Linked DNA regions of Mus musculus: region 2 is linked to region 1. The links are chromatin loops, found by intact Hi-C in ENCODE. Cell type or tissue: left cerebral cortex. All regions are shown on one strand. Links, peaks and the distances in the headings refer to the core of each region. The heading gives the core; the rest is flanking DNA.

What was found. Peaks named below come from ENCODE experiments on the same cell type or tissue, not always from the same donor. Only the 100,000 strongest peaks of a DNase experiment are listed, where the experiment ranks them.
Region 2: a loop joins it to region 1, with 9 times the contacts of the local background. A loop is called at or near these places in 1 of 42 quality-filtered maps.

The regions. Positions count from the first base shown.
Region 1 is chr4:139,185,450-139,200,386 of GRCm38, reverse strand. It overlaps Capzb (capping protein (actin filament) muscle Z-line, beta), which reads right to left and starts at 7,488. Exons shown (of 9, transcript NM_009798.4): 1 at 7,359-7,488. The coding sequence starts at 7,361. In left cerebral cortex, for the core only: no CTCF peak of the experiment used is centred there; a DNase peak (open chromatin) is centred at 7,621; H3K4me3 peaks cover 3,199 bases; H3K27ac peaks cover 2,181 bases.
Region 2 is chr4:139,304,365-139,319,301 of GRCm38, reverse strand. It overlaps Slc66a1 (solute carrier family 66 member 1), which reads left to right and starts at 8,594. Exons shown (of 9, transcript NM_145384.3): 1 at 8,594-8,673; 2 at 11,452-11,573; 3 at 12,612-12,859. The coding sequence starts at 12,696. Akr7a5 (aldo-keto reductase family 7, member A5 (aflatoxin aldehyde reductase)) reads right to left here and starts at 8,558. Exons shown (of 7, transcript NM_025337.3): 1 at 8,226-8,558; 2 at 5,011-5,198; 3 at 4,731-4,835; 4 at 2,496-2,592; 5 at 2,269-2,368; 6 at 1,603-1,732; 7 at 516-1,210. The coding sequence starts at 8,547. The coding sequence ends at 1,049. In left cerebral cortex, for the core only: CTCF peaks have their summits at 8,335 and 9,519; DNase peaks (open chromatin) are centred at 8,578, 9,419 and 11,171; H3K4me3 peaks cover 2,739 bases; H3K27ac peaks cover 1,336 bases.

The sequences.
Region 1 (14,937 bases), core at 4,593-9,592:
TCCAATTCAGTAGTACACACTACAACAGAGAAGGAAAGTGAATATATAAAACCAGAGAAAGCCCAGTAAGGTCCAAGCCACCAGCAGAGAAACCCTGAGCAATAGGACAACATGAGCAAGCCTGACCTGAACCCCTTCTGCCATTCACAGCTCCCAGGAAAAGTCCCCTGGTGTTAACCAGGGAAGGAAGCTGCTTCTGAGCCATTTGCACTGGCTGAGCTAGTACAGGCAAAGGTATCTTTCACAGTTTGACCACAACCACACATCCTAGTAGCATTTTGGTCAAGAACCTACTACATATGCCAGCTTTGTGGTCCCTAAGCTGAGAAGGCCTGGTGAGAAGAGCCTAGCCATGAGGCACGGGGTGTATTTCAAGTTAGAGATGGTTCCTCTGGCAAATAGAATCCCGCGCTGTTTTCTATGTAGGAGCACCAGTGGCAGCCAGTCCGATAACGGTTTCGGAGAAGACGATGGTGAGTTCAGCATGAGAAGAGGAAGCTTCTGGGAGCAGTTGAAGCAGAAGTTCAGGGTCAGAGGCGGGGGGAACACCCAACAGCTCCCACACTGTGGTAAGAACTCTGAGGCCAGCAGCACTAGACTGGAGTTCTCACCAGGCTGGAGTTTACCTGGGCTGGTCCCTAAGGCTGCCAGCTTTGGGGTAGGGACTCCAACTACAGCAGTCTCCTAAGGGCCAATGCTGCCTCCCAGGCCAGCTGGGAGGGTACATGAATAGCCAGCCATAAACTACTCGTGGGAATTAAAATAACCTTTAACAGCAGCCAACATGCCTCTCACATGTTAACCACGCCAGGCACTGCCTACAGTTTCCATACATGCTCAGGCAATCCCCATGATAACCTCTTCACAGCAAGGCCACGGGCAGTAACCACCCTGGCTGGAGGATGGTAACTACTAGACCACTGATTTGGACCAAACAGGATTAGAGGACTGCAAAAGAGCACAGAGAAGGTCGAGCTGTTGGAAGCAGGGTGGCAGCAGCGGGAAGCACAGCAGAAGGACTTCCGGTGAGGCTGCTGCCTGCGTCACCACGCACCTACCATCACCCTGCTTCTCTGGTGTCTCTAGTTCACCCACAAGTTGTAATAGCTGTCCACAGAATAAATAACAAGGAAAATGCCTAGGGGTGGGGAGGTTGGAGAGATGGCTCAGCAGTTAAGAGCACTACTTCCTCTTGCGGAGGACCCAGGTTCCGTTCCCCCACACCCACTTGGTGGACCCATAACTCCAGTTCCAGAGCCGACGCTCTCTTCTGACTTCCACAGGTACTAGGCATGCATGTGGTACACAGACACACTTGCAGGCAAAACACTCATACAAATAAAATAAATAATCCTTATGAAGAAAAAAAGAAGAACGACTACAGGCAGCGGGGCAGCCTAGACAGGCCTGGTTTCCTCATCTGTACCATAAGAGTAATGTGGGTCTGTCTCGTATCACTGCATGGGATATCAAAGCCGCCCATTAACAGCAGCTCCTGCTGCTTACATAGCCACTCCAGGTCTCAGGCACTGATGTGCCTACAAGCTACAGCACATTGGGCTAAATGGCAAGTGCCACCAGCAGGCCCAAGATGGCTGTCACTGGGCTAACTGTGCAGAATGCCCACTCAGTGTCAACCATCTATCAAGGCTCTATGGGTCCCATTATCTAGGATTTAACTGATCAAAATAGCTGTTTTGTCAATGACAAATCACCCAATCAGAAGGCCTGTAAGACGATGGGGGGTGGGGGCAGATGTACCTGTCAACCAGATGGCAGATCTCTCCAGCTCATTATGCCTATCTGCCTTTCTCCACCACACCTTCCTTCCCAGACCACAGCCAGCCTGGCCAGGCCCTGGCACCTCTCAGGTGATACCTACAAATGCATCCCCCTTTCCTCCCTCTTCCATCAGCAAGGCCCTCTCTACACAGCACGGCTAGAGGACTCGTGCTAAAATACCACTGCTCCATCAGCCTGCTCAAATTTCCACCTGCCCTGTGAGAAATGTCACTGGCTCCACACTGTCCAGACCAAATGCAAACTCCTGAGCTTAGCGACTGGCATCTGGCAGCAAACACTTCCTCTCCATGTCTACGCAGTGGTTCTCAAACCCACCCCACTGACGTCACAATGACCTTGGACTTGGTACAGTGGACTCCCCAGCAGATGGTGCTCCACCCGAGCCTCCCCTTCCTCTTTGACTGGGCAAGGTCTTCCTGGGCTTCAGGCCCAGCCCCCAGGCTGACGGAGGACTGGAAGGTTGCAGGGCTTCCAGGAAGAGGTGGAACACCTGACTAGCTTGCACACATGGCCTCCAGAGCTCTTCCCCACAACTTTCCCCTGTCAGCTTACGAGACTTCATGAACACACCTTTCCTGCTCTCCAAGGTGAGAGGACAGGAACTGTGGCTTCCATTTATGTTACATACAGTTGGGTATACAAAATATGACACAGAGTAGCTATAGCCCCAACTTTCTGTGTGCCAAGTGTATTAAAAATGCCATTTCTGGGCCAACGATGGAAGAAGAGAACCAACTTCCCAAAGTTATCCTCTGTCCACCACACACACAGAAGATAAATTTAAAAACATTTCCTTTTCCTGGTGTCCCTATGAAATGTTCTCCTCACGCTGTACAGCAAGGAACTGAGGGGAAGGAAGGAGAGGCGCTCACTTAGGTCACACAGAAAGGCAATCAGGACTCCACCCAGACACGCCCCACTCTGAAGGCAGCAAGGAAGAGCCAAGCACCTCAGCTCTCACTACCTGCTGCTTCCTCAGGGCTATGCAACAATTCCTGAGCACCAGGCGGTACAGGGGATAAGGTTCTGTGGAACAAGCAATCTGGCATTCTGTTGCCGGTCCCTGCCCTATCACTCAAAGGGGACTCCACCCATAAGGACACTGCATTCCAATCTGACTTTTCTCTCTCTCTCTCTCTTTTTTTTTAGAGAGGGGGAGTGATTTCTGATTCAGGATCTCGCTCTGTATCCCAGCCGGCCTGGAGCCCTGCTATGTACAGCAGAAAGGCCTTGGGTTCATAGAGATCTGCCTGCTTCTGTCTCCCAAGCACTGGGACTTTTAAAGGAGTGCACCACTATGTCTAGCTCTAAGTCTAGCTTCTTATACCCTGGTGTCTGTGGTCCACGGCTCAACCTTCCTCATCAAGCCTTTGCAAGACGAAAATCAACAGCTTCTGGCAGAGTGGATGGCACGTGGCTAGAACCCCATAAATATCTCCACCTCCTTACACTGAAACGTTAGTCTGTGGCTGCCTAAAACAGCATTACACTAGCTGATCCTAGAGCCAATGAACGTGCACTAGACTCTTACAGGCTTGCATGCCCAGCCCTCACAGGCGGACCTGAGCCAAGCCCCTATACCTGAGGTCAATATTCTGAGACATCCACAGTCTCACATAGGGCTAAGCTACAGACCTGCATCACACCATTCACTTGACTGTTTGAGCTTCAGATACTCCTTGAACAAAAACAGGCTGGGCCAGTGACAGCGGTGGATGTCCACCATATCCCAAGGTCGCACCTCAGGCTGCAGGCTGGAAACACACACACTGTACTCCACTGGACCAAGAACACTTGAGAAGCCAAGAGCGTGGGTCCCAGCTCAAGCCGCAGTGTTTCCTTCCACTTCCTCTACAGCTTGTGCTTATGAGCCTGCACTGACCGTGAATACTGTCTCCCTTATCATTAGGGAAGAGTGACAGTGTATCTCTCCCACCATGCTGCTCAGGCTGTAACTCAGCAGCAGGAGTTACAGGCGTGTGACACTGCCTGGCTTTCCAAACTCTACTCTAGGCCCCCTCAATAGTAGAAGCCAGAGGGCCCGCATCCATGTCTGCCTTGCTCTCTGCTGGCTCCTCAGCACATAGGCAGCACACAACAGCCTCATGATACACACACACCTAAGCAGTGGTACCCTGCACCTTCAGATAGGTGCCTAGGAAGTGCTGTGGAATAAGCACTTCCCACTCTGGCAAACAGGGTTCTGAACTTCAGGTCCTTGTCTTGTGTCCTTCTTCCTCCTCCATAGAATGTAACAGTATAGCACTTCCAAATTATACACACAAGACCTATCTTCAAAGGCATGCTTGTCATCTTCTTAATCTTAAACTAATAATCACAGGCTACTTATCAAAAGGAGACTGGCTGGATTTACTTGAACAGGGCAAACACACATGGGGTCTCTAAGTTGAACTATACACCAAGTTTTTTAAAGTGATATTGTTTGCTTGCTTATTTATTTACTTATTGGGGGAAGGGAGGCAGAACTATGTTAGATAGAGGAAGACTTGATTCTACATATGGGTTCTGGAGATTGAACTCTGCTCCTTGGATTTGGCAGCAGTCACCTTTAACCCCTGAACCATCTCTCTGGCATCTCTCTGGATCTTATTCACAGGCCGAGACCACCAAGATACATTAGAGTCTACTCCACGATTTCGCCTTTTAACAACAGGAGCGAGCTCTCCTATCAGAGCTCTTGTCATCAGTGCCATCTGTGAGCTCCTTGGCCTGTCACTGCTCCAGCCCCACCATGAGCTGGAAGTCAGAAACCAGAGCCCTGTCAGGGCTTTGACACTGTGAAGCACTTAAGGACAGTAGTAAGACTGTCTGCTAAGGGGATGTAAATAAACCCCATTTGCCTAAGCACTTTTACTGGGGACAGTTAACTTGACTCCAAGAAAAATCACTCCAAAGTCAAATGCACTTCAAATCTCTCCCCCTGATGGGTACACTGGAGCTGGCTAGCCATTTGCTCTACCAGCCAACCCACTGAAAACAGAGCTATGGTCCTCTTCATTCATTACCTAGGATGCAGCCCCACTCTGCCACTTCTGGTTTGCCCAAACTACCCACATTAGGGCATCAGATTATACTAGCATAGTAGGCAGTCAGAAAACATTTAGGAGGTTGGGGTACATGAAGAACAAGTTAACGAGTGTCAAACCTGGGTGGCTGCGCTCACAGACCATCCCAGATCACACTAAGCAATCTCCTGTCTCACCCTCACTGTTGCCCAAGCTGGCCTTGAATGCCTTAAACAGCTGAGACTGCAGGTATGTGGCACCACGCCCAGCCTTCCACGACAGATCTTTCAGAGTTAGGTACTGTTCTAGGACCAGATAGACAGGGGCAGAAAACACAAGACCAACATCTCTGTCCCCTAAGAGCTCGGGGATCAGGCCCATAGGCTATGCTCCTGTCTCAAAATGGCCATTTCCTAACAGGAGAGCCACCCAGAGTCTGCAGAGGTAAGCACTTGCTCTCCCTGGCTGGGCCTGAGCATCCATCCCATCATTATGGTTCTTCAACAGTGTCATTATATCAGACACACAACAGCAGACAAGGAAGACCGCAGTCTGGAGGCTGCTAGGCAGGCTCCCACTGGCCAAGAGTGCTCTCCACACAGATGCAACAACATTTTGAATGAGTTACAATGAATGCCCCAGCTTTTCTTCACCTGTCAGATGGACAAAGCGAAAGCCTAGATGATTCTGTGGAGACTAAGTCCCATCTGGCCACTCCACCACCCTCTCCTGCTTTGGTGCTGGGAGTACACACAGAAAACTTCAGTCTACTTTGAAGAATCTCACCCAAAACTGTCCTGGACAAGTCCTTTCCCCCTGCAGACTAAGGTCAGGGGTTCAGACCCCCAGGCCCGTTTCCAGCCAAGAGCAATAACATGAAAACCTGTCTTGCCTATGCTTTTAATCAATATATAGAAAGTTTACTAGCCAATCAGACTTAGTCATCCCCAATACAGTTGCTGCACCCTTGCTAAAACAAGGCACAGGGTACCTCAAAACCATCTAGGGTCCAAAATCCCCTCCTAAATATCGACCAGGCAGGAGGGGAGCCACCTGTAAGGCTACACGGAGCAGGTGGGTTGCCTTCCCTCTCAGCCTACCTTACAAGGCTTCCTTGACCATGTGAGGTAGTTCTCTGGCCCTTCCACCACCAAAGATGGTGGGCCTGCTCTGCAGGTATCCAGGTAGATTAGGGGGTGCAGGGGTATGGGGGAGGAGGGAAGTGACACATCTAAGGCTCCTCAAATAAGTTGCTAGCATAGTGTGCCTGTCTTCATTACCAAAACAAACACCATGAGTGGAGTCCGGGAGCTCTCCGGCCTGTGAGTTTCTGCTCACCTGCTCCGAGGCACCTCCATAATCAGCAGTCCCAACTCTAACAAGCTGACAGTTCAGGGGGAAAGGAAGGCTGCGCCTGCTAGGATGCATCGTGTCCAGGCCGTAGGTTGGGCTGCTGAGCTCCGTGTCCCCCTAGCCCCAGGGCTGCGGCCTCACAAGAGCAATTGTGAGTTCACCCCTGTCCAGTTGGCTTACCAACCCGTCAGCACTCTGCTCCCCACTCAGGCAGGGCACCCCTCAAGACGCGCTCTATTAGCCGCACTACCACTAGGCCCTCCCAAGGGAAATGCCCTGTTCTGCCTTCCGGGCATACAGATGCCGCCCTTCTCTCCCTCGCTCGCCTGCTCACTCACACCGAAGCGGCCTCCCCAGAAAGGGGCAAACCTAGGAAAGGCTCAGTACCCAGACCACCCCCACCCTGGCTGGGGCTCTCCCCCGCTCGCCAGAGGCTGCCCAGAAAGAGCCTCCTAGGAACAGGAGAGGGGACACCTGGGTCAGGAGCAGGACACGGAACAAGCAGGGTCTAGATGGGAGGGTGAGAGCAGCGAAGGGCTGACGCAGGCTAGGCTAAGTCGTGAGAAGTCGGGGGAAGGGGACGGCTAGGGCCGGGGACAGGGAGGTGCAGGGAGGGGGGGAACACAGCTGGAGTAGAGAGGCCACACTTGAGGACCGACCGCAGAGAGAAGATTCCATGACGGTGAAGGAAACAAACCTAGGCAGAGTTCACTGGAAAGGGCTTATCGGGGTGCAGACTGGGGCCATGGAGAGGAGAAGAGTTTGGGGGAAGGGGACCTAGACTGGACCACTGGAGCGAGAACCACGGTCCTAGCCTGGGCCCTGGGGCCGAGGCAGGAGCCCAAGTACAGCCCATGGGATGAAGGCCTGCGAGAGGGGTGCCCGGCCTGGCCCCTGAAGGAAGGAAGGTCTAGCCTGGGATAGGCGAGACTAGCCTGGACTTGCAGGGAGAAGAACTGGGCTCCACATGGAGCCCAGGGCGGGGTCATAGGCTATCAGGGCCTCCCGCCGCCCACTCCGGACCCGAAGAGTGGCGTCTGCCTAGGGTCCGGGACCCCGCCCCTCCCCCACCCCGGATCCCCACCCTTCCCGGGCCGGGCGGGTCGGCGAAGGAGTGGACGCGAGCTCCGGCGGTGAGAGGGGTCCCGGGATGGAGCCGTGAAGGGGTCCCTTTACCATGGTGGCGGCGGCGGCGACGGTCCCTGTCCCGGCGTCTGTGGCTCTCCCCCCCGCAGCAGGGCCCTGCGCTTCCACTTCCCCGGGTGCCCAAGAGTGAACATCCGGGTCAGCGCCCCCCTCCCCCCCCCACCCCCCCGCGCCGGGCAGCCACCACCTTCCTTCCCCGCCCCGGCCAGCCCGACCCGCCCCCCAGCCGCCAGCTCCCGACCAATGAGAGCGCGGGGCCGCAGCGATCGCCAAGTATGGAGCGCCGCGCGGGGGGCGGGGACGGGGGCAGGCCCTGTGGTCGAGTGGGCGTGTCCTGTCTCAGGAGGGGCGGGCCAGGCGCAACGCTCCTGCGCGGCCAGGGCTGTGGCGTTCCGGAGGGACTGGGTCTACTTGCGTCCCTCCTCTGACTGTCAGCCTCGCTTCTCGCAGCTGCAGGACGCGGGCTAGCTGAGGGTGGAGCGGTTCACTGGTTCCCCTGGGCGGAGGATGCGGAAGGCGCCGAAACTAGGAGGGGACCGGCCCTCCGCAACCCACCCGGACCCGGAACTGGTGCGCCGGACGAGGCCCGGCCCCTACAGAGCGAGCGGAACCTGCATGGGGAAGCCGGCTCTGCCGCCCCTGTTGCTGAACACCTGCTATCAGGACCAGGCGGGCAGCTTTTAGGTACCAAAAGATGACAAGTGAATAAGCCATAAGGATCCCTGCCTGCACTTCATAGCTACCAGAGTAGTTGTGGGAAAGACCCGGGTAAGAAGACTAGAACATTTGGGTTCAATAAATGCTGTTTCATATACTTTTTTACATTATGTACAGAGAATCAGCCCGTTTCCCTAAATGAGTATCTCTCTCGAATCATATAGTGACTCAGAAATCCCTCTTTGTTTTCAGGTCTGAAGATTGAACGTAGAGCCTCAGGCAGGCTAGGCTAAGCTCTTCCACTTAACTGCAGCCCCAACCAGAAATTTGCTGTTCAAAAGAGTGAATTTTGTTTTGTTATCTAGAACTCAGGAGCCCTAGAATTGCACGTTTTGTTTATAACAACCCCCTACACGGCTTGCTCACCCTCCGTTTAGAGTCATATCAGGTCCTGAGAAGAGATCAGAAAACATCTGAGGGGAAACTGTGCCCTAGGCCTCTGAGCTTATAGTCAAGTGAAAGCTTGCAGGGACAGCCACCAGCAAAGAAAGCGTCCAGGTAAGTCTCTCAAGAATGACATAGACCAATATTACAGGAGTTCAGAGAAGGGAGTGGCACTTAGAAGGTCATTACACCGGAAGTATTTATCATGTAGCTATTGGCCAAGCACTGTGTAGGAAGCAGGCTGGAGAAATTACAGCTTTGAGCAAAATAGCCCATGATGGCATATGGCTTGTGGGTAAGATTTCACCTCCAGGAATAGAGCCTCTTACAGCCTGGGTAAGTACCCCTGTCCTGAGTTAAGGCCCCTTCAAGCTTGAAACCTGGTCAGAGACCAGGTACCCTATCTAATAAAGTATTGGGGGTGAGATGTGGAAAAACAGTGGATAGAGCAGGTAGACAGACGAGCCCTGTGGTGGTATTTTGGAGGATGGTCCAAGGGGGCTTTAACTCAGAAACTAACGCTTGACCAGATAGCTGAAGGTGGGGATGGAGCAGACCATGCGCCCATTGTCAGCACCTAGGTATCCACAGAGGCCACTGTGGCCAGCCTAAATTGTGTGTGAGCAGCAAACTGCAGTGAGCCTACTGTGTGCTGGACTACAGGGTAACTAGGGAGGGCCTCAGAAAGCTATTTGTGTGTCCCAGACAGTTTTATTTTAATGTCAGAGAAACAATACCTGAGGTTACCCTCAGTTTCCCACATACATGCCTTCCTGCATGGGAACAGACATAAAACACATGTACACACACACACACCGGGGAATTTTTTAAAGCATACATATTGGGCCTAGGGAAGTGCACTGTGGGTAAAGTGCTTGCTGTCCAAGCATAGGGACCTCTCTGATCCACAGCATGTAAAAGCCAGGTACAGCTAGCTGTGTATTGGAGAGATATTCCCAATGCTGTGTGAAAGGCAGGAGGATCTCTGGGGCTTGGTGACTAGCCAGCCTAGCCAAATGGCAAACTCCAAATTCAGTTAGAAAGGCCTATGGTGGTATATACCTATAATCCCAGCACTCAGAAGGCAGAGGCAGGAGGATCTCTGGGAGTTCAAGGCCAATCTACTCTACATAGCAAGCTCCAAGACAGCCAGGACTATACAGAGAGAAGACGAATTCTATGAGAGACGCTGGGTCAAAAAACAGGGTGGATGGGCTGGCTCAGTGGGTAAGAGGACTGACTGCTCTTCCAGGGGTCCTGAGTTCAATTCCCAGCAACCACATGGTGGCTCTCAACCATCTGTAATGGGATCTGATGCCCTCTTCTGGTGTGTCTGAAGACAACTACATTATATTCATATAAATAAAATAGATAAATTTAAAAAAATAAACAGGGTGGATCAAGGTATAGGAAGTTGGGTTTCAGACCCAAGGGGCTGAGGTACATATTTTACATACCAAAGCAGACCTGGCCTCCAGGTTCTCCCTGCATCCCTCAGTCCCTACCTGACATACCCTGCCCTCTACCCTGAATTTTCCAGCCTAGGGGCTGGGCTGCACTTCCCACAGAGGCTCTTCCCTATATAATCAGACATTTTGGTCTCCTCCCCCCTCCTTTCCTTCTCTCCTTTCTCCCTCTGTGTGTGCTCTTTCTCTCTATTCCCCCTCCCGACCACCTCCCTCCCCATGGTGCCTTCCCTGGCCTTGTTTCTTGGGGCCAGTGAACTTGCCCGCCCAAGAGTGGTTTCCCAATAATCCTGCATTTTGTATACTTTAATCTGTCTTGGAGAAATAACTTATCATAGATGACATGAACTTTTAATCCCAGTACTGAGGAGGCAGAGGTAGGCAGATCTGCCTGTGAGTTCAAGGTAAGCCAGCGATAAAGAGTAAGATCTTGTTGCAAAACAATAAGGTAGTGCAGGATGAAGGAAGAACCTGACATAGATTTCTGCCCTCCATATGCAAATCGCAGGCCAGCACACCCATACACATACATGTACATGCACACATATATTCACCATACATATACACACAGCAGCAGCACCAATGTGACACTTCCTCTGTGATGGACCCCGTTAAACCCTTTCCCAATCCTCGTAACAGCTCCACCCCCCCAAAAGTAAGGAGTCTCTCCAAAGTCATGCAGCAGAGATGTGAGGTCCTGGAGAAGGCAAGGAACATTTGTATTCTCATGTTTCCTGATGTGTTACCAGGGCAACATGGCAAGTAGGAAAGAGGTGAAGATGCTAAGGACTTGAGTTCATAGTGAAAAGATCTGCCCTTGAACTGGGCAAGACTGCAATAGGGATGGGGTGGGGTTAGGTGGGGAGGGGAGGGTGGAGTGGGGTCAGGAGGGTGAGAGGGTGAACACTGCCTTCAGTCAAGTTGTGTAAGATGCCTACTGGAAACTTCAGTGGAGAGGCCCAGTAAGGAACTGGGTAGAAGCCTGCCGCTAGTGAGTGGCATATAAAGGTCTTTAAAAGCACAAGATGTTGAGATGCATACACTTGGTGATGGGTGTAGAGAGAAGAGATCACGGAGAATCAAGGAGCAAAGAAGAGATCGTATCTCTCTCAAAAGCCAGGGGATAATAACATGAAATAAGTCACACCTGAAGAGAAGATTGCCAGAAAGTCTTATCCATAGTGGATTGTCTGTAGTTTCCCAATCTTTGTGTCTACCTTGTAGGATCGCTACTGCTGTTATTCTCAGAGAGGCTAAGGAACGTACGTGTCCAAACCTATGAGTTTAGTTCAAGGTCGTCTAGAACCAGAGTCCACATTCATAGCCCCAGTGTGAGCACATTGCTTCCCTGCTTTAACCCCATGCTAGCTGGGAGCCGGAGGCTGGGGAGGTGGCTGTAGGGTAAATTGCTTGCCCCGCATACATGAGGAAGGACCTGAGGCTGAGCCAGGCTGTGGTGGCGCATGCCTTTAATCCCACCACTTAAGAGGCAGAGGCAGGTAGGTCTCTCAGGTAGAGGCCAGCCTGGTCTACAGAGCTGGTTCCAGGACAGCCAGGACTACACACAAAGAAACCCTATCTTGAAAAGAAAAAAAAAAAAAAAAAGAAAAGAAAAGAAAAGAAAACAAAAGGTTCTTGCTGGCCAGCCAGCTTAGCCAAGTTAGTATACTCCAGGTTCAATGAGAGAGACTGTCTCAAATAAGATAAAAGGCATGGGAAGGTGGCTCAGCAATTAAGAACCTCTCTTCCATGCAGGGGCGGGGCAGTCAGGCTGGACACAGCAGTCATGGGTTCCCCCTGTGTAGCTCTGTCTGGAATTCTTTCAGCTTGTATCACCCTTGGTGGTACATCTTCCTGATCACTTGGTGGAGCCTCTAAAGAGAATGAATACTCTTACGGCCAGGAGTTTGTGCTTTCAGAAGCCTCAAACTACAGGGTGGGGGTGGGGGCGGGGGCAGGGAGGTGTGGAATCTCACTGAGACAGACTGGATTTGCTACAAATGTACCAGGTCAAAAACTCCAGATAAAGTGTTTCAATCCAGACATGAAGATCATGAAAAATATGTTGGGAAACCCCCCCCCAAACCCACATACACTGCTCATTGTTACAAGAATGAGAAAAGTATCACTGCTCATTGTTACAAGAATGAGAAAAGTACAAAAAAGGAGTCCGTACTAGGGAAAGGATATGGTCCAGCTGCCTGGACTGCAAAAGACACGCGCCTCCATTCACAAGATGGTGCCTTCAGTGAGCTCAGACTCCGACAGGAGTTAAACACTGGCTACACATCCAGCGCCTGAAGCTGCCCCAGGACTTCCTACTGAAGAGAACATGTGTCACGCGCCTCAGGGGCACTGGGAGCAGCTTCTGCAGTGGCATCTGAAGCCTGGGCAACAGGAAGCGAAGCCCTGATTCAACACAACTTCAGACCACAAATGCAGTTACTGAGGAAACCGGTCTCCTTAGTCCAGCGTTTCCACTATTGGGTAGCGGGGCAAGGAAGAACACATCTTCCAAAGGACCCATGTCCTGCAGTTCTCACACCTCCTTCCCCAGGGGAATCCAACACCCTCTTCTGGTTTCTGCAAGCACCCGCACACACATGGCTCACACACATATATAAACATGTAATTTTTTTTTTCCTAGACAGGGTTCCTTTGTGTAGCCCCGGACATCTTAGACCAGACTGGCTTTGAATTCATTGAGATCCACCTGCCTCTGCCTCCTGAGTGCTGGGGTTAAAGGTGTGTGCTACCGAGCCGGGCATGGTGGTACACGCCTTTAATCCCAGCACTCAGGAGGTAGAGGCAGGCGGATTTCTGAGTTTGAGGCCAGCCTGGTCTACAGAGTGAGTTCCAGGACAGCCAGGACTACACAGAGAAACCCTATCTCAAAAAACAAACAAACAAAAAACAAAAGGTGTGTGCTACCACCACCCAGCAAAATGTAATAAACTTTTAAGACTTAAACTCTTAAAAATATACCTATATGGTGGAGAGCAATCTGATACCTGATACCAACCCTGATGCACACATGAGCACACATGCACAGACATGTACACACAAAGAAACAGTTATATTTAATTTTAAAGTTCTTTATAGTAGGAGGGCACAGGGTTCACGGGCACATACTCTCTACCATGGAACCCCCATTTCGGATTATTTAGTTGTGTGGGAAACAGGTGTACAAACATATCTCGGTGGGCTTGTGGGAATGGGTTCTCAGGAGTTGGCCCTCTGGGTGGGCTCTGGGGACTGAAGTCAGGTGTGGGGGCATATTCTTTGCCTCTGCAACCACCCAAGGCCCTATATCCGCCGTTTCTGTTGCCTCCTATTCTAATGGGGCTCCTTGGCTAGCTTCTAGCCGGATGCCAGCATCTGTGCTTTAACAGATATGGGGGCCATTCCTGGTGATCTTTATCCTCTGCTTCTGCTTCTGCTAACAGCTTTATGGCTTTCAGAGTTCAGATTCCCAAGAGCACGTCTGATTGGCCAGCTCATCCTTTTATGTATGGGACAGATTCCCACCTCCTCATCTGTCACCACATGTGAGCATGAAGGCTGCAAGTGACAGTGACAGGCCCTGGGTAGAGAGACAAGGACCATAAATATTTTTTAGTACTGTTATTCCTCTCTCTCTCTCTGTGTGTGTGTGTGTGTGTGTGTGTAGGCCAGAGGTCAACTTTGGGTCTTCTCAAGATGACCATCCATCTTTCTTTTTTTCTTTTTTTCTTTTTTTTTTTTTTTTTTTTGGTTTTTCGAGACAGGATTTCTCTGTATAGCCCTGGCTGTCCTGGAACTCACTTTGTAGACTAGGCTGGCCTCCAACTCAGAGATCTGCCTGCCTCTGCCTCCCAAGTGCTGGGATTAAAGGTGTGTGCCACCATGCCTGGCTTTTTTTTTTTTTTTTTTTTTTTTGAAAAAGGAGTTCATTGGCCATAAGTTTGCCCTTCGGCTAGGCAAGCTGGCCACCGAGCTCCAGGGATCCTGCTTCCTCCTACCCTGCCTCCCCAGTGCTAGGACTATAGCCGCATGCCACCGTGCCTGCTTTTTATATAGGTTCTGGTGATCAAATGCCGGCCCCTGTGGGCATGAGGCAAGAACTTTGAAAGCCAGCTCTTTACCCTGGCAAAGGATCAGTTTACAGAGTGAGCTGTCTCTCCAACCCTTGTCCCCTTTGCTCTGAACTCCTAACCTCACCGGGCATGGTGAGGCATACCTGTAAGGCCAGCACTCAGGAGGCTGAGGCTGATGTGACCCTGGCCTGCACCCTGTAACCTCATCAGATGCCTGCCACTCCTGATGGTTGTCATGAACTGACTAACAACCCCCCGACACCTCCCTGAATCTTTATGACTCCAGCATCTATAGCACAGGCCATTATCAATATCATTTCTCCCTTGCTGTTTTCTATCCCAGAGTTTTCTTCTCTCTTGGCAGGCATGGCTCATGTGCTTTTCCCAGCTTGCCTATTGTGATGGTTTATACATGCTTGGCCCAGGGAGTGGCACTATTTGAGGTGTGGCTTTGTTTGGATAGGTATGGCCTTGTTCGAGTAGTTGTGTCACTGTGGGTGTGGGCTTAAAACCTTTACCCTAGCTGCCTGGAAGTGAGTCTTCCACTAGCAGCCTTCAGGTGAAGATGTAGAACTCTCAGCTCTGCCTGCGCCATGCCTGCCTGGATGCTGCCATGTTCCTGCCTTGATGATAATGAACTGAACCTCTGAACCTGTAAGACAGCCCCAAATATATGCTGTCCTTTATAAAAGTTGGCTTGGTTGTGGTGTCTGTTCACAGCAGTAAAACCCTAAGACATCTATCTTCATTGAGATCTCAGAGATCTCTAACCTAACCCTTTTCCTCTTCATGACTGTATTAACGCGGGAGCATCCTGTTAGCCTCGGGGAGACTTGCATACCTGTGACCCTGCCAGATTCTCACATTTGCCACACAGGTGCAGGGGTACTCATGACAAATGTGTGCTCGTGTACACGCATAATAGTAATAGTGGTCACACTTCCTTGTAAATCCATTAGCCATTGC
Region 2 (14,937 bases), core at 6,532-11,531, 120 kb before region 1:
GCAGGCGGATTTCTGAGTTCGAGGCCGGCCTGGTCTACAAAATGAGTTCCAGGATGGCCAGGGCTACACAGAGAAACCCTGTCTCGAAAAACCAAAAAAAAAAAAAAAAAAAAAAAAAGAGTAAAGCCACTTTGGAAATTACAAGTGTTAAAAAAAAAAAGTCCACAAGAAACAGGAGCGGCTGTGGTGCCAGCTATTTGGTGGTCAAGCAAGAGAACTCCTTGAATCCTGAAACTTTAGGTCAGTCTGGGCAATATACAGAAAATAAAAATTTAAAAAAGATAAAAAAAGGAAAAGCTTTAGTCTGGGTCAGATTACCCAGCATGCATGCATGCAACCCTGGGTTTGAGTCTCAGTGCTTAAACCGGGCACAAGTCTGTCCCTATACCCGGGACCCAGGGGACCAGAAGTTCAAGGCCATCCTCACCTACACAGCGAGTCTGAGGCCGGCTACCTGACAACCCTCTTTCAAAGCAAAGGAACAGAACCCAGTCTACAGAATCCTGATCCTCACTGACAACTCTCATGGTGACTTTAATTGTTCCGTTTCTTCAAAGCACGTGCCTTTTAAATTTTCGTTTGTTTCTGAGAGGTCTCATTACGTATCCCTGGCTGGCCTGAAACTCACTACATAGATCAGTGTTGACCTCGCACGTGGTGTAATCCTCCGAGGGCTGGAATTAGCAGGTGTGCGTACCCACACCCACCTGGTTCTGTCACGAGTAGAAAAGCGAGGGTGACAGTGAGGAGACCTTGGAGGCAGCGTGAGACTCTCCCTATCTGTGCTCTCTGAAGCCTAACTCCTGGTTTCACCCTTTCTCATGGTCCCCAGGCAGGGTGGAGGGAGCAGGTGTTGGGCAGCAGAGGAGACGGTCTGAGGTTCAGTTCTGGCTGCAGCCAGGTCAGACACCTGCTTTATTCAGACAGGAAACAGGTGGAGACCAGCCGAAAAGCACACACTAGGTCAGCACTGGGCAAGGAGTGGCCAGGCGTAACTCCTCCTCCATGGGGTGGCAGAAGAGCCCCTGGGATCTTGAGCCACAACAGTCTATCTGAAGTAGTTGGGACACTCGTGGGCGACCATGTTCCAGGCTTGGTCAAAGGCTTCCACGACAGCCGGCTCCAGGGGCCCTTCCTCAGTGGCGGCCAAGTTCTGCTCCAGCTGCTCCAGACTGGACATGCCCAAGATGACTGCGTCCCCTCGGGTGCCCTGCAAGGGGAGACAGCCAGATCTCAGCACCCTCTCTGCTAGTTGGTAGCTCCTGTCACATGCCCCTCCTTGCCGGTCCCCTGGTAAGATCTGGGATCTTTGTGTATTTCTGTCCTGGACAGCCAGGAAGAACTGAAGGTGCCTTTACCAGCTGAAAATATGTGACTCTGTTCTCCTCTCTTGTTACGGGAGGTCTTCCCTAAGGAGACCTAAGTTAAAGCCTCCCGTCTATAGGACATTCCTCTCATGCCTGTCCAGCAAGCACCGTGCACCGCTCCCGAATCAGAACAGCTCCTCCCTAGCCCCGGAGGAGGTGTCCTTTCTAGAAATCACTGCCAGGCAAGTCTGGGTCTCCCAAAGGGGCAGCAGCGGAGCTCAGGGGCCTGGGCTACCTGGAGCTGCGAGTGGTGGTACATCCAGCGCAGGGCGGCCGAGGTCATGCGGGGGGCGTTGGTGCCATAGGTGGTCTGCAGGGCCTTTTCTACCAGGGCGATGGCCTCAAAGTGGTGTTCCTTCCAGAAGCTGAGGGAGTGGGGAGAGGCATGGGCTGAGAATCTTCAGTCAGACCGGGAGCTGAAGCCAAAGAGCCGACCACGACACTGTTCCCACCCCATTCTGTAGCATGGAAGGAGCTGTAGTCCTCTGGGAGAGCTGCTTCTCCGTACAGTACCAGAAGCTCCTGGGGTGCTCACTGCTAGCTAGATGTGGAAACTCCTGCCTACCGCTTACCTAGCGCAATGAGGAAGCTACTGTAGAGCCAGACTTGGCCCCAGAACCCAAAAGCCTTCACCCAAGGTCCTCTCTTTCCCTCTTGGCAGGTTACTTCTCAGAGTAGCAAAAACTCCCAGGACCACAAGGTCTGTAGGTGGAAGTGGGACTTCCTCATTTCGTTATGTAGGAAGAAGGAAATGAGAAACCCCAGGATTCGCTATTTTTATAGGAATCAAGGAACAGAAAAGGAAGGCATAGTGGTGGTTTCTATCCCTAGAAGCAGAGGTAAGAATGGCACGTAAGGGGCTCCCCGCCCTACCCATCCCGACACAGAGAGCCCCAGTCACCGGTTCCTGTAGGTCTCAGCCCAGTTATTCCCAAAGAAGCGGCCCACGGGTTGTTTCCCATCCTTGTCTTCGTATTTATACTTGCCAGTCAGCAGGCCCCCTGTGGGAAGGCTGCAGTCAGACCCCGGCCCAGTCTCTTCTCAGACAGATTGCCAGGGCAGCAATCTGTAGCGTCAGGCCGGGCATGCCCTCCCACCCACAGGGCCTGTCCCCACGGCAGCCCATACCAGCCAAAGGGTTGTAGGCGTAGAACCTCAGTCCGAAGTGTCTGAGGCAGGGGAGGAGCTCGGCCTCCACCTGCCGGGTGGTGGCGTTGTACATGCCCTGCAGGGAAGGAGAGGGGCCTGTTGCAAAGTATGGATGTGTCAAGGGAAGGGATCCAGCCTTCCTCTTTTTCTGCTTAAAAATATTTGTTTATGAAAGTACAGTGTGCGGCTGGTGAGATGGCTCAGTGGGTAAGAGCACCCGACTACTCTACCAAAGGTCAGGAGTTCAAATCCCAGCAACCACATGGTGGCTCACAACCATCCGTAACGAGATCTGACTCCCTCTTCTGGAGTGTCTGAGGACAGCTACAGTGTACTTACATATAATAAATAAATAAATAAATAAATCTTTAAAAAAAAAAAAAAAGAAGGAAAGTACAGTGTCACTGTCTTCAGACACACCAGAAGAGGGCATCAGATCCCATTCCAGATCATTGTGAGCCACCATGTGGTTGCTGGGATTTGAACTCAGGACCTCTGGAAGAGCAGCCAGTGCTCTTAACCACTGAGCCATCTCTCCAGCCTGGTCCTCCACTCTTTAAATTGTATTTATATTTGTGTGTCTGTAGGTACGTGCTGTGCATGTGTATGGGTGCCGAGGTCAGAGGAGGATGTGGAAAGTCCTACTCTCTTGCTTTCTGCCTTATTCCCTTGAGACAGGGTCTCTCACTGAATCTGGAGCTGGGTGATCCCGTCTCTTGCCTTCCTCAGAACTGGGTACTAGGGGCACAGTCACACCTGGCTCTGTGTGTAAATTCGGAGGTGAGAATTCAGGTCCTCGTGGCTATACAGCATGCATATTTTATCTATTAAGTCTGGTGGGGTTTTTGTTGTTGTTGTTTTGAAACAGTCTTGCTCTGTAGCCCATATTTGCCTTTAACTTAGTGAGCTTCCTGCCTCAGCCTTCCAAAGTGCTGGATCACAGGTGTGTGACACAGGCCTGGCTTTGCAGTCTTGTATTTTGAAATCTCTATACTGACCCCATCCCAGGTTCAGTTATGTCTAAGATCTCTGGCAGGGAGAGGGTGTCGGGTGCAGGGAGCAGAAGCTGGCCAGGATCAGCATCAGTCTACAGCTTTCCCCAGGCCTCCTCTACGGGCTGGATGCTGAATTCACAACTATTTAAAAGTTTAGCAAATTCTCTGCTTCCAAGAGGTGGAATCACGAAATCCAAACTACAGACAGCAGGCTGAGGTGTCACTCAGTGACAGCACCTGCTGGCATAGTTAGGTCTCAGACCCTCAAAATAAACCACAGTAAGGAAAGCCCACAGGGAACTGCGGTGAAGACGCGCTCTAAGGCAGATGTGCTCAGTGCGTGAAGGTAGTGGGGTTCTAGTGGAATCACTGTACCTAGGGTCAACAGTGGAAAGCTGTTTTTCAGTGTATCTAGGGTAGTCATCAGAACAAAGAGTTGCTTTCTAGGAGTCCCTTGACCAGGAGGAAATCACCGTAGAAAGCAGTAATTGGGTTCTGCTATCTGTAGAGTTGCTTTTCTGAAGGCGCTTTACAACCTGCGCATGACTTGGGTCACAAGAGAGTCCTGACAATGCTAGGACCTCTTCCATTCCTGAGTACTGCAAAGAGTTCCCAGTCAGGATTAAAGCTGCAGGGATGTGGTGTTTTCCTTCAGGAAACACAGAGATTAGATTAGGGGCTTTGGTTTGAGAAACACGTTCTACCCCCAAAACCCTTTTGTTAACAACCAATAAACAGCGTCTGCATGGTGGCTGTTGGAGACTCACTGGGATCGTCCCCTGCCTCAGAGCCTGATCACACCTGGCCTGACCCTCTCCCTGTCTTCCTTTGATCATTCTGCTTAATTCAGAACACCCATGTGTGAAGGTGTGGTTCAGAGACTGGGCCCCTGGGGCAGGGGGAAATCTGAGGGGATTCCCAGGAAAGGGCCTTCTAGGTTGAAGCCGAGCACTTGTTTCAGGGTGTGAGAAGCATGCTCTAGGCCGAAGTGCAGGATGGGATCAGGATGTGTGCTCAGGCAGGAAGCACACAGGTGCACCTGCCAGGCTGGCGAGAGCCGGGGCGGTGAGAGCCGAGGCTGTGAGAGCTGAGGCTGTGCCTGCTTTGAAGAGGGAAGGCCTGCTATGAGGGTAGAAGGAGGGGATCCAAAGCACAGGAAAACCCAGGATCAATTGAACCCCGAGGCCTGGGTGGCCCTAGCACAGCAAGTTCCCCTCACCTGGTACACAGTTGGCAGGATCCAGCCGTTGCTCTTGCAGAGGGTACAGATCTCAGCCACTTCCCAGGAGGCATAGTTAGACAGACCAAGCTCCACAAACTTGCCCTGCAGGGGAGAGGACTCATTACAACTTAGCTCAGCCCACGGAACCAGGAAGAGAAGACTGCGCTGGTGAGGAACCTGGGAACCGAGTCTGTGCCCAGAGAGCCTCACTGTCCTGGCAGACTCAGGGCGAGAAGCTAAGTGATCCCCTCTCTGCGCTCAGGGCCCCCTCCCTCACCTCCTGATGCAGCTGGTGGCAGGCACGAAGTGTCTCCTCCACAGGAGTGCTGTGGTCGGGAGCGTGTAAGTAGAAGAGATCCACCCGGGGACACTGCAGCCGCTTCAGAGACGTCTCTAACTGGGACCGGATGCTGTCAGGCTTCAGTGACTTCCCTTCCCAGGGGTTGGCCTTGGTGGCGATTTTCACTTGGAGCAAGATTATAAAGATTAAGATTTATTGGAAGGCTGGGCATGGTTGCCCACATCCTTAATCCTAGCACTCGGGAGGCAGAGCCAGGCAGATCTCTGAGTTCGAGGCCAGCTTGGTCTACGTGGTGAGTTCCAAGACAGCCAGGGCTACACAGAGAAACCAACCCTGTCTCAGAAACAAACACACACAAAAGAGAAAAAAAAGGATTTATAAGAATTATTCACTGGACATGCAAATGTGACTGTTCCTGGCTAGATTACTTAACTTAGCTCCCATTTCCTAATTTGTAAGATGAGGTGACAAGAATGGAACTGTCCCCATATGGGAGGCACAGGGGCTACATTTCTTTCTTTCTTTCTTTCCTTTTTTTTTTTTTTCTTTTTTAAATTCCAGGTAGAGGGTTGGAGAGATGGCCCAGCGGTTAAAAGTACTGGCTTCTCTCCCAGAAGTCCTGAGTTCATTTCCCAGCAACCACATGGTGGCTCACAACCATCTGCAGTGGAATCCGATGCCCTCTTCCACCGACATACATGCAGATAGAGAGCACACACGTACATAAAATACATATATAAAGGAATCTTAAAATTCTAGGGAGTTTTAAAATCTTTCTCATTTTTGCATGCTATCTGTGAACTGAGGGATTCTTAAAAAATAATTTTTAATTAAGAGTACAAACTAGGGGCAGTAGAGTTGGCTTGGCAGCTAAGAGCACTTGTTCCTGCAGAGGGCCTAGGCTGGGTTCCCAGCACCCACATGGCAGTTTAGAATCATCCATCACTTTAGCCCCCTCTTTGGATACAAGGCACACACATGGTACACACCCACACATGCAGGGAAAACACTTGTCCACATATAATTTAAAAAAAAAATCTTTAAAAGTTTTAACTTTTTTTTTTAAAGAGAAAGTACCTAAATAGACATTAAAAGAAGACATGTTGGCTGGTAAGTTGTCTCAGTAGGTAGATAAAGGTGCTTGCCATACAGATCGTATATTGCAGGGTGGGCAATATGGGACTTGAGACATGATTGTGCAGAATCAAACATCCTTTAGACCTTGGACTTGATGTTCCTAGGTATTGTCAGGATGCTGTGGGCCCATTAATTGGCTCCTTCTCACCACAGAATGTACATAGGGGCTGGAGAGATGGTTCAGCAGTTCAGAGCACTGACTGCTCGCTCTTCCAGAGGTCCTGAGTTCAATTCCCAGCAACTACATGGTGGCTCACAATCATCTATAATGAGATCTGGCGCCCTCTCCTGGCATGTGGGTGTACACGCAGAAGAGCACTCATACATTAAATAAGAAATAAAGACTGGAGATGGAACTCAAAGGGCCAGGCCTGAAAGCATGGAGATCCTTAAAGACTAAGAATTTAGGCAAGAGGGGCTGGGGAGATGGCTCAGTGGTTTAGAGAACTTACTGTTCTCACGAAGTATTCAGAGGTTCTCAGAACCACACATGTTGGTTTACAATCATGTATAAATACAGTCCCAGGGTATCCAGTACCCTCTGTGGGCTCACACATACATGCAGGTAAAAAAAAAAAAAGTTAGGGAAGAGACACGGGGGCCTGAATGTGTTCCTTGAAAGCCATCAATCTTAACACAAATCCCTTTCAGACCCTCAGAAGCCTGTAATGCAAGCGTACTGTAGCTGCTCCTCAGTGCTCTGCACTGTTTCTTCCCAGATATGGAACCAACTACCTGGACTGATGGACGACGGCGGAAGGATGGATGGATTCTGGCAAGAACAAGGGGAGCCCTCTGATCCCACAGGATAAAGGCTAGAAGACCACAGCATCTCCTTACTACAACACCCGCCCCAGCCCCAAGGCATTCTTTCTGTAACCTTTTGCCTGAGGACTTTGGCCCATTGAGTCTTCAGAAGCAGAAATGGGCTAAAGAAGGGGGGGTTGGGGGAGAAAACTGAAATGTTCATTATCAGTAATGTATGTCATCCAGGTGAACTCTACAGCATTCGGCTTGAGAGATCCACTCACTTAAGTGAGCTTTACCCCATGTGAGTCTATGGAGCCCACTGTACAGGAACCGGGAGGAAGAACCTCAGAACAGGTAAAAGTGAGGCCTCTTTACGTATCAGGCACCCTCCTGAGACTCCAATAGCTTCAAGCAAATGAAGGGCGGTTCCCCTCCCCTTCCAACGCGGGACACGCGTCACTGATCACACACGTACTTTGCAACTCTCAAACTCCATATTCCAATAGCTAGGATTGCAGTCTCCGGTGCACCCTACTTACACTGTAGGGCCCATCCCCAGTTCTCTATGGGCTCTGCCTACTGCTCTTCCCGACAAGCTACTCTTTCCTGCACTCCTCAGCAATCGCGGCTACAGTCTTCCTCGTTGGACCTTTAACTCTCCGTGGAGAAATCACTTCTCCCACGGTAGCCTACAGAGCTACAGAGTTTGCCATTGTAAGACCTGGCACAGAGAATGGGCACAAAGGCCGAAATGCCCTCTCCCGACGCCACCTTTCCGCCCCTGCCCCCAGCTGGGCCCTAGGCATTGTTGCCACAGGTCTCCTTGAGATCCACAGGTGCTGTCGACTGCACGGGACAAAGTCTAGTCCGGACAAAAGACCGGAATGATAAGCATTCTCCAGGAGCGCAGAGGTGGTGAGGGCAAGAGGGGTAGGCACGAACAAAAAGCCTGGTGGGGATGGGGGGCGTGTCGGGGGTGGGGGGGCGGCTATGGACAACGGTTGGCCGGGAGGCAGGGATTGCGGTAGGAAGCAAAGCGCCCAGAGTAGGCTAAACATTAGCGTAGGAAGCTTCCTCGCACCCGCCTCGGTAGCTGCAACTAGAAGTTTCTAAGGAGAGGCGGGACAAAGTTCAGTTCACTAGTTCAGGACTCCAGTTGCCTTGGGAGCTTGGGGTAGACCCAGCTGTGGATCCGGAGCTTCCGAAGCTCCTGGATGCAGATCCTGGCTGGTGCACGCCGGTTGCGGGCACCGGCTCAGCTCTACTCGGTGCGGGGGGCGGGGGAGGCCGGGTGCAGCGGTTACCTGTGCAGTCGCCGCTGCCCAGCCCGAGCCCCAGGCCGCCCAGGATGTTCTCGGACTGGCCGTCGCAGTACATGAAGGCCGTGTCCAGCTCGCTGTGGCCGCGCTCCAGGAAGGCGCGGACCGAAGCGGCGCTAGCACTCGCATCCATGCGACGCCCCATCTCCATGGTGCCCAGCACCGTAGCGGGCCGGAGAGGGGCGCCAGAGGCGGCGCGGGGTGGCGGAGGCCGGGACATGGCGAGAGGACGCCCGACCGAAGTCCCGGAGCGCTGCGCGGAGCGAACAGCAGCGCGGCCCACGGCTCTGGACGCTGCACGCAGCATGGAGACTGCGCCTGCGCACTCGAAGCTTCAGGCTCCGCCCACGGCGGGGGGCGGGACTTCGCGGAGGTCAGCTGATCCCGGCGGGCTCGGATCCTGAAGCTGACACCGGCTGTGGATCTTGAACTGGTGAGGATGAAGGGGGCTGGCGGCTGTCCCGGGCTGGGGGGTCGGGACTCCAGACGCGCCCAGCTAAGTCTTTTCTACACCCTCCTCCAGCTCTGCACGGTCCCCGGCGCTGGTCCCCTCCTGGGGAGCGGGATCGTGGGTCTCTGCCCAACCTGGCCAGGGATCCGGGACGGCCCCACTTCTTACCTGCAGGTCCTTGCCTTCCGGCCTCTCGGCTTCCCTGGACTGGGCGGCCTTGTTTTCCCTGCTCTGGGTGGGGGCCTCGCGGCGCTTGCCCCAGCCGCTGCCCTATCATTATCCCTCCGAACCCGCAGAGTCACCGGAAGGAGTTAGAGCCTTGGTTTGGAGGCCAGGAATGGGTAGGATCCCGGAGCCATTGCGCTCCCCTGACACATTCTCCGTAGCTCTGCAGGTAGGGAACCCAGAATGTCCCATTCCTCGCCAAGCTCACCGCAGGATTCCACAGAGGGCTGGTTAGAAATGTGAGGTAAAGGCAGGCGGATATCTGAGTTCGAGGCTACCCTGGTCTACAGAGCTAATTTCAAGGCAGCCAGGGGCTACACAGAGAAACCCTGTCTCAAACTGCTCCCGTTCCCACCTGCCCAAAAAAGAAAGAAAGAAGTGTGTAGTTTCAGGTTCACTTCGTGTGTACTCCATGCTACAATGTGGTCCAGGGGGCTACAGCAAGAACAGAATATTACTGTTGACTGTGCCAGATAGGCTTTGGTGGGAAGCACCTTCCTGGCTTTGCTTGGAATTGGGGAAGAGCTGGATGTGGCAGGAGATACTGTCTCCTGGCCAGCCTTTACGGACATGAGCCGCGAAAGCCAATCCCCTAGTGGGGAATGTATGTAGCTCAGTGGTAGAGCACTTGACTAGCGTGGGATATGGAGGTTTGGCCTGGGTTTTATTGTAGTCTGCATGCAGTTTAGGAGGTAAGTAAGTGCCTTTTAGGATTTCCTTCATTGTATACATCAGAATGCTGAAACTCCAACACTTGCCCAGAGCGACATCTCAGCCCTGGGCCCGCTCAATTTACAAGTTTCCTTGCATACGCTTCCCGCTCCCGCCTCCCCTCTTTTTTCTTGTTCTGTTTCTTTCCTCCTTTTTTTTTTTTCTCTTCATCATGCTTCCTTCCCTCTCCCTCTCCCTCTCCTTTACATTTTCCGAGCCTTTTGTTGTACAGCTGGTGCATCCAGACCCACGAGACTGGGAAGGATACAGACAGGGGAGAGGGGAGAGAGACTTGCTTGAAGAACACTGGTTAACAGGGACAGTGTTGCCTCTTCTCCAGGATTGTGTTCCAGGGGACTGGAGGCGGTGGCGGCAATGTCCCTTGGATAGGCAAGTTAGAAATGGGTCAGGGTATCTCTACTAGGCATTTGTGATAGAGAAGGATTCCCTAGAGGAAGAGAGAGGCTGTGCAGGTGCCTGGGACTCTGAGGACCTGGGGCAGGAGATGAGGTTAGGAGGGTCATTCTTGGGGTCCTTAGGACCTTGCCTCTGTGATTTTGAACTTGATCCAGTATCAGAATGGAACCTGCATCTGCTTTGGTGGGGAGCACCTGCCTGGCTTTCCTTGGAGTTGGAGGGGAAATGGGCGTTGTAGGAGATTGTCTCCCCGACCAGCCTTTAAGGACATGCACCATGAGAGTCAGAATCCTTCATACTAGTGGGGGATACAACTCAGCATTAGACCATTTAACTAGCATCTATGAGGTCCTAGACCCAAGCTTTGGTATCAGGAGTCTTTGCAGAGACTGGGAGAGCTGCATGAACCCAGGGTCCCCGTTCATCTGGTTCCACTGGTGTGGAGAGGCTCCACAGTGGTCAAGATACTGGGGTCTCATCTTTAAGCCATCACTCTCACTGGGTCAGATGGGAGGCTCATAGCTTTATGTTTGGCTCAGAAGGATGTTAATTAGCCCCAGTTCATAGACAGGGTCAGCCAGGCTGACTCGCTTGCCTGAAGCCACTCAACCCTACCTGTAAAATGGGAACAGTGTTTCCCTACCCAGCCTGGGTATTAGATGTTATGAGGAATGACAGTGTATGCATGTGTGATGAATTGGACCACTCCAGATCTACCAGAAGAGGTGTTGGGAGGCCAATAGGATGTGTGTGGCTGATAAACAAGACTTCTTAGGGTGCAGATCTTACCTAGACTGTATGAATTGGGGTGCCAGGTAATTGCTCCCCAAATTGGCTGTGCAGATGTCATCCACACCAGCCACTAAGACCAGGGAAGAACCTTCCAGCTATCCTATGTCCCACCCTAGAGCTGCCACAATGAGCTGACCAGGCAGTGACCAGAGGCACCCTTACCCCAGCTCGAGGAGCTGGTCACATTAGGGCTGAGAGTCTGGGCTTTCTGAGAAAAGATGCTGACTTGCTTCTTCTTCCTGCCCTGCTCACTGCAAGCTCAGCAGTCCTGGGGCCAGCCAGAGCTCTGTGAGGAGTCCAGGCCTCCCTGGCATAGTGGGAACTAAGGTACGGATGGGAGTGAGTCTGTCTGGATGAGGAAACGCCCTCTTAGCTCAGTGACAAAAGGGGAAGCCTGGGCCATGGCAGCCTCCGTGAAGCCTCTCCCATGGGGTTTGCCTCTCTTGCTTTCTGACTGGGTGGCCCTGGCAGATGACTTCCCTGTTGTGGTCTCAGGTTCCTCCAGAATATGTCAGGAAGGTCCATGAGAGGCAGGCGGAGGACACCATGTGCGAATACTGGCCAGGTCTGGAGAAGATGGCTCCAGCTAAACCTTGCTCTCCCTACTCTCTCTAGGTTGTCATGCACGCAGAGTGACCACATAGGAACTCTGTGCAGGTGGCAAGGACTGAGAGGGTGTCTTTCTTCCTGCTCCTTCAACCAGCCATACTCTGGCTTGGGCTGTGGCTTCCTTGTAGGTAAGTATTCTGTATGCCTTTCAAGCTTTGGAAGGAACATGGGCTCCAGCATCTTATCCAGGTACTGGGCAACCCTAGGAACTGCCACCACCTTTTTGTTTTTAACTAATTTTTTTGGGAGGGGTGTTTATTTTTAAAGATTTATTTATTTATTAAAGATTTATTTATTATATATAATAAGCACACTGTAGCTATCTTCAGACAGACCAGAAGAGGGCATCAGATCTCATTACAGATGGTTGTGAGCCACCATGTAGTTGCTGGGATTTGAACTCAGGACCTTCAGAAGAGCAGTCAGTGCTCTTAACCGCTGAGCTACCTCTCCAGCCTAGGAACTGCCTTCTTACCCTACATGAAAGATGCACGTGTTAGCCTTCCCTCCAGTGAGTCCTGGCCTCAGACTGTGTCAGAGTAGAGTCATGAAAAGGAGTGACAGCCTGGCCCGATGGTGTGGATCTGCAATCCCAGCACTCAGATGTCTGACACATGAGACTCGAAGGTTTAAAGGCCAGCTTGGACGATTTGTGAGATCGTGTCTTGAGATAAAAAGTTTAAAAGCGCCGGGCATGGTGGCACATGCCTTTAATCCCAGCACTTGGGAGGCAGAGGCAGGTGGATTTCTGAGTTAGAGGCCAGCCTGGTCTACAGAGTGAGTTCCAGGACAGCCAAGGCTATACAGAGAAACCCTGTCTCGAAAAACCATTAAAAAAAAAAGTTTAAAAGCCAGGGGTACAGGACAGTTGTTGACCTCCTGTGCAGCACACAAAGAGATCTAGACTTGACCCCCTCCACCCCACCCCAAAAGAAAACCAACCAAATATACCTAAATGTTTACAAGTTGCATCAAAAGATGCTGTTGGCGTATAGGCCCACCCACTCCACATATGAACTCATTTAACTGGCATGGTAGCTATATGAAGTAGGGCCTCTCATCGTTATCCCCACTGTGCAGAGGACAGGACCAGTAACTGCCAGTCACAGGACTGTGAATGGGGCTAGACCTCTCAAGGCTGAAGAGCTCTTTTTCCCTTTGTGTAGGATAAACCTTTGCCAGCCTCTGACCCCTTGGCTGTGTTCATACACCTGTACCTTCTTTCCCGCTGAGACCCTCCCTCTGCAGCCATGGTCTGGAGGACACTGGGCGCCAGCAACTTTTCCACCTGTCCCAATGGCTCTGTCCAGTGGATCTGGGATGTGTTTGGTGAATGTGCCCAGGATGGCTGGGATGAGGCCAGCGTGGGCCTGGGCTTGGTCTCCATTCTCTGCTTCGCTGCGTCTACCTTCCCGTGAGTATGTGGCTGTGTGGTTGGAGTGGGGTGTGGGGTGGAACGGGGAAGGGGCGGGGCTTCGGGGGTTGGTGGTCCTTCATGTCCTGCACTGGGTTTGGATAGTCTAGGGTTTGGCTGGCCGGCCATTGGCCTGTCTAGATCCCAGGCCAGATATATTCCCTGCCTGATCATATTCATTGATGCCCGGCTTGCTGTGAAGGAGGGAGGGAGGCTGCCTGGAGTCTAACGCAGGCCAGACCTCATGCTGAATGGTGTTGTGTGACCTTTTCTACCATATATTGAGCACCGCGTGTAAATGCTGCGGCATTTAACCTCGTTTAGTCCTTATAACAGCCGAGTGAAATAGGCAGCAAACCTTTCCCTGTCTCACAGACGAGATGCAGGTTAGGTCATGTGCTCAGCTGGCAAGAGATGGGTGTGGAGCATGGGCGGGCTGGGAATGTCGGTTATGGCTGTGTCCTTAAAGTAAAGAAAGGCAGGCTGGTGGTGAAGATGGCAGTGGTGGCTGCAGGGGCCAGAGTGTCCACACTCAGTTCTGCCACCTCTTGGCTATGGCCTTGCTTGCTCCGGGCCTCAGATGTCATTTACGCAGTATGTGTACAAGCTGGAAAGCTGGCCTTGTGCTAGTGTCTGCTTCTGTGAAGTGTGAGAGAGAGGACCTGGTGGCTCAGCAGAGGCACAAAGGGCTGCAGGCAGGAAGCTGGCCAGGACCTGCAGGTGTGTGAGAGAAGGAACAGCTACTGTCGTGCCTGGCTGGGCACTGTGGGAGGGTGAGGTGGGCAGAAGTAACCTCAGGAGTTCACCAAGGGACCTAGCATCTAAAGCTGGTGTCAGTGTTTAATTTTTAAAAATTGTTCTTGGGCTAGGCATGCTGGTCCCAGCACTTGGGAGACAGAGGCAGGTAGATCTCTGAGTTCAAGGCCAGCCTGCTCTATAAATCAAGTTCTAAGACAGCCAGGGCTACACAAACAAACCCTGTCTCCAAAACTGAAAATCAACAGCAACTACAAAAATTGTTCTCCGGCCGGGGAAATTTCCTGCTTTTGCAGAGGACCTAGGATTGGTTGCCAGCATCCACATAGTTACTGCCTGGAACTCCAGTTTCAGGAGATCTGACACCAGTCTGACTCTTCTGGCCTCTGCACCAGTCACACACGCAGTGCACATATATACAAGCAGGCAAAACACGTATAAACTAAAAATAAGTCTTAAAAAAAGTTTGCTTGTTCGCTGGGGGAGAACACGCAGTGTAAAGTGCTTGCTACCCATGTGTGTGGGTCTTAGTTTAATCCCCCGGACCCATATTAAGATGGATACAGTAATGTATGTCTGTAATCCCAGTGTGGACCAGCTGGTAGAAGGTAGAGGTTTCTCTTGACCTCCATGTGAGTATTGTAGTCCCTGTACACTAACTCCCTCCTTACCCCAACCCTCACTCCTTACAGCTCCTGGGAGGCTGAGGCAGGAGAATCATGAGTCAAGGCCAACCTGGACTATCTAAGGAGACCTTGTAACTCTGACCTCCTGACCCTTCCGGCTCCTACCTCCCAGTTGCTGGGACCACACATATAGCCACCATCCCTTCACTGTCTTTTTTGATTTCTTTTTTTTTTTTTAAGATTTATTTATTTATTATATGTAAGTACACTGTAGCTGTCATCAGACACACCAGAGGAGGGCATCTGACCTCATTATGAGTGGTTATGGGCCACCATGTGGTTGCTGGGATTTGAACTCAGGACCTCCGGAAGAGGAGTCAGTGCATTTAACTGCTGAGCCATCTCTCCAGCCCTGATTTTTTTGTTTTTATTTTGTTTTTTGTTTTTCAAGACAGGGTTTCTCTATGTAGCCCTGGCTGTCCTGGAACTCACTCTGTAAACCAGGCTGGCCTTGAACTCAGAAACTCGCCTGCCTCTGCCTCCCAAGTGCTGAGATTAAAGGCGTGCGCTACCATTGCCCGGCTCTGATTTCATTTTAAGGAAATGTTTATCTTATGTGTTTGGTTATTTTGCTTGCATGTATGTAAGTACACCACATGTGGGTACCTGGTGCCCACAGAGGGTGGTAGAATCCTT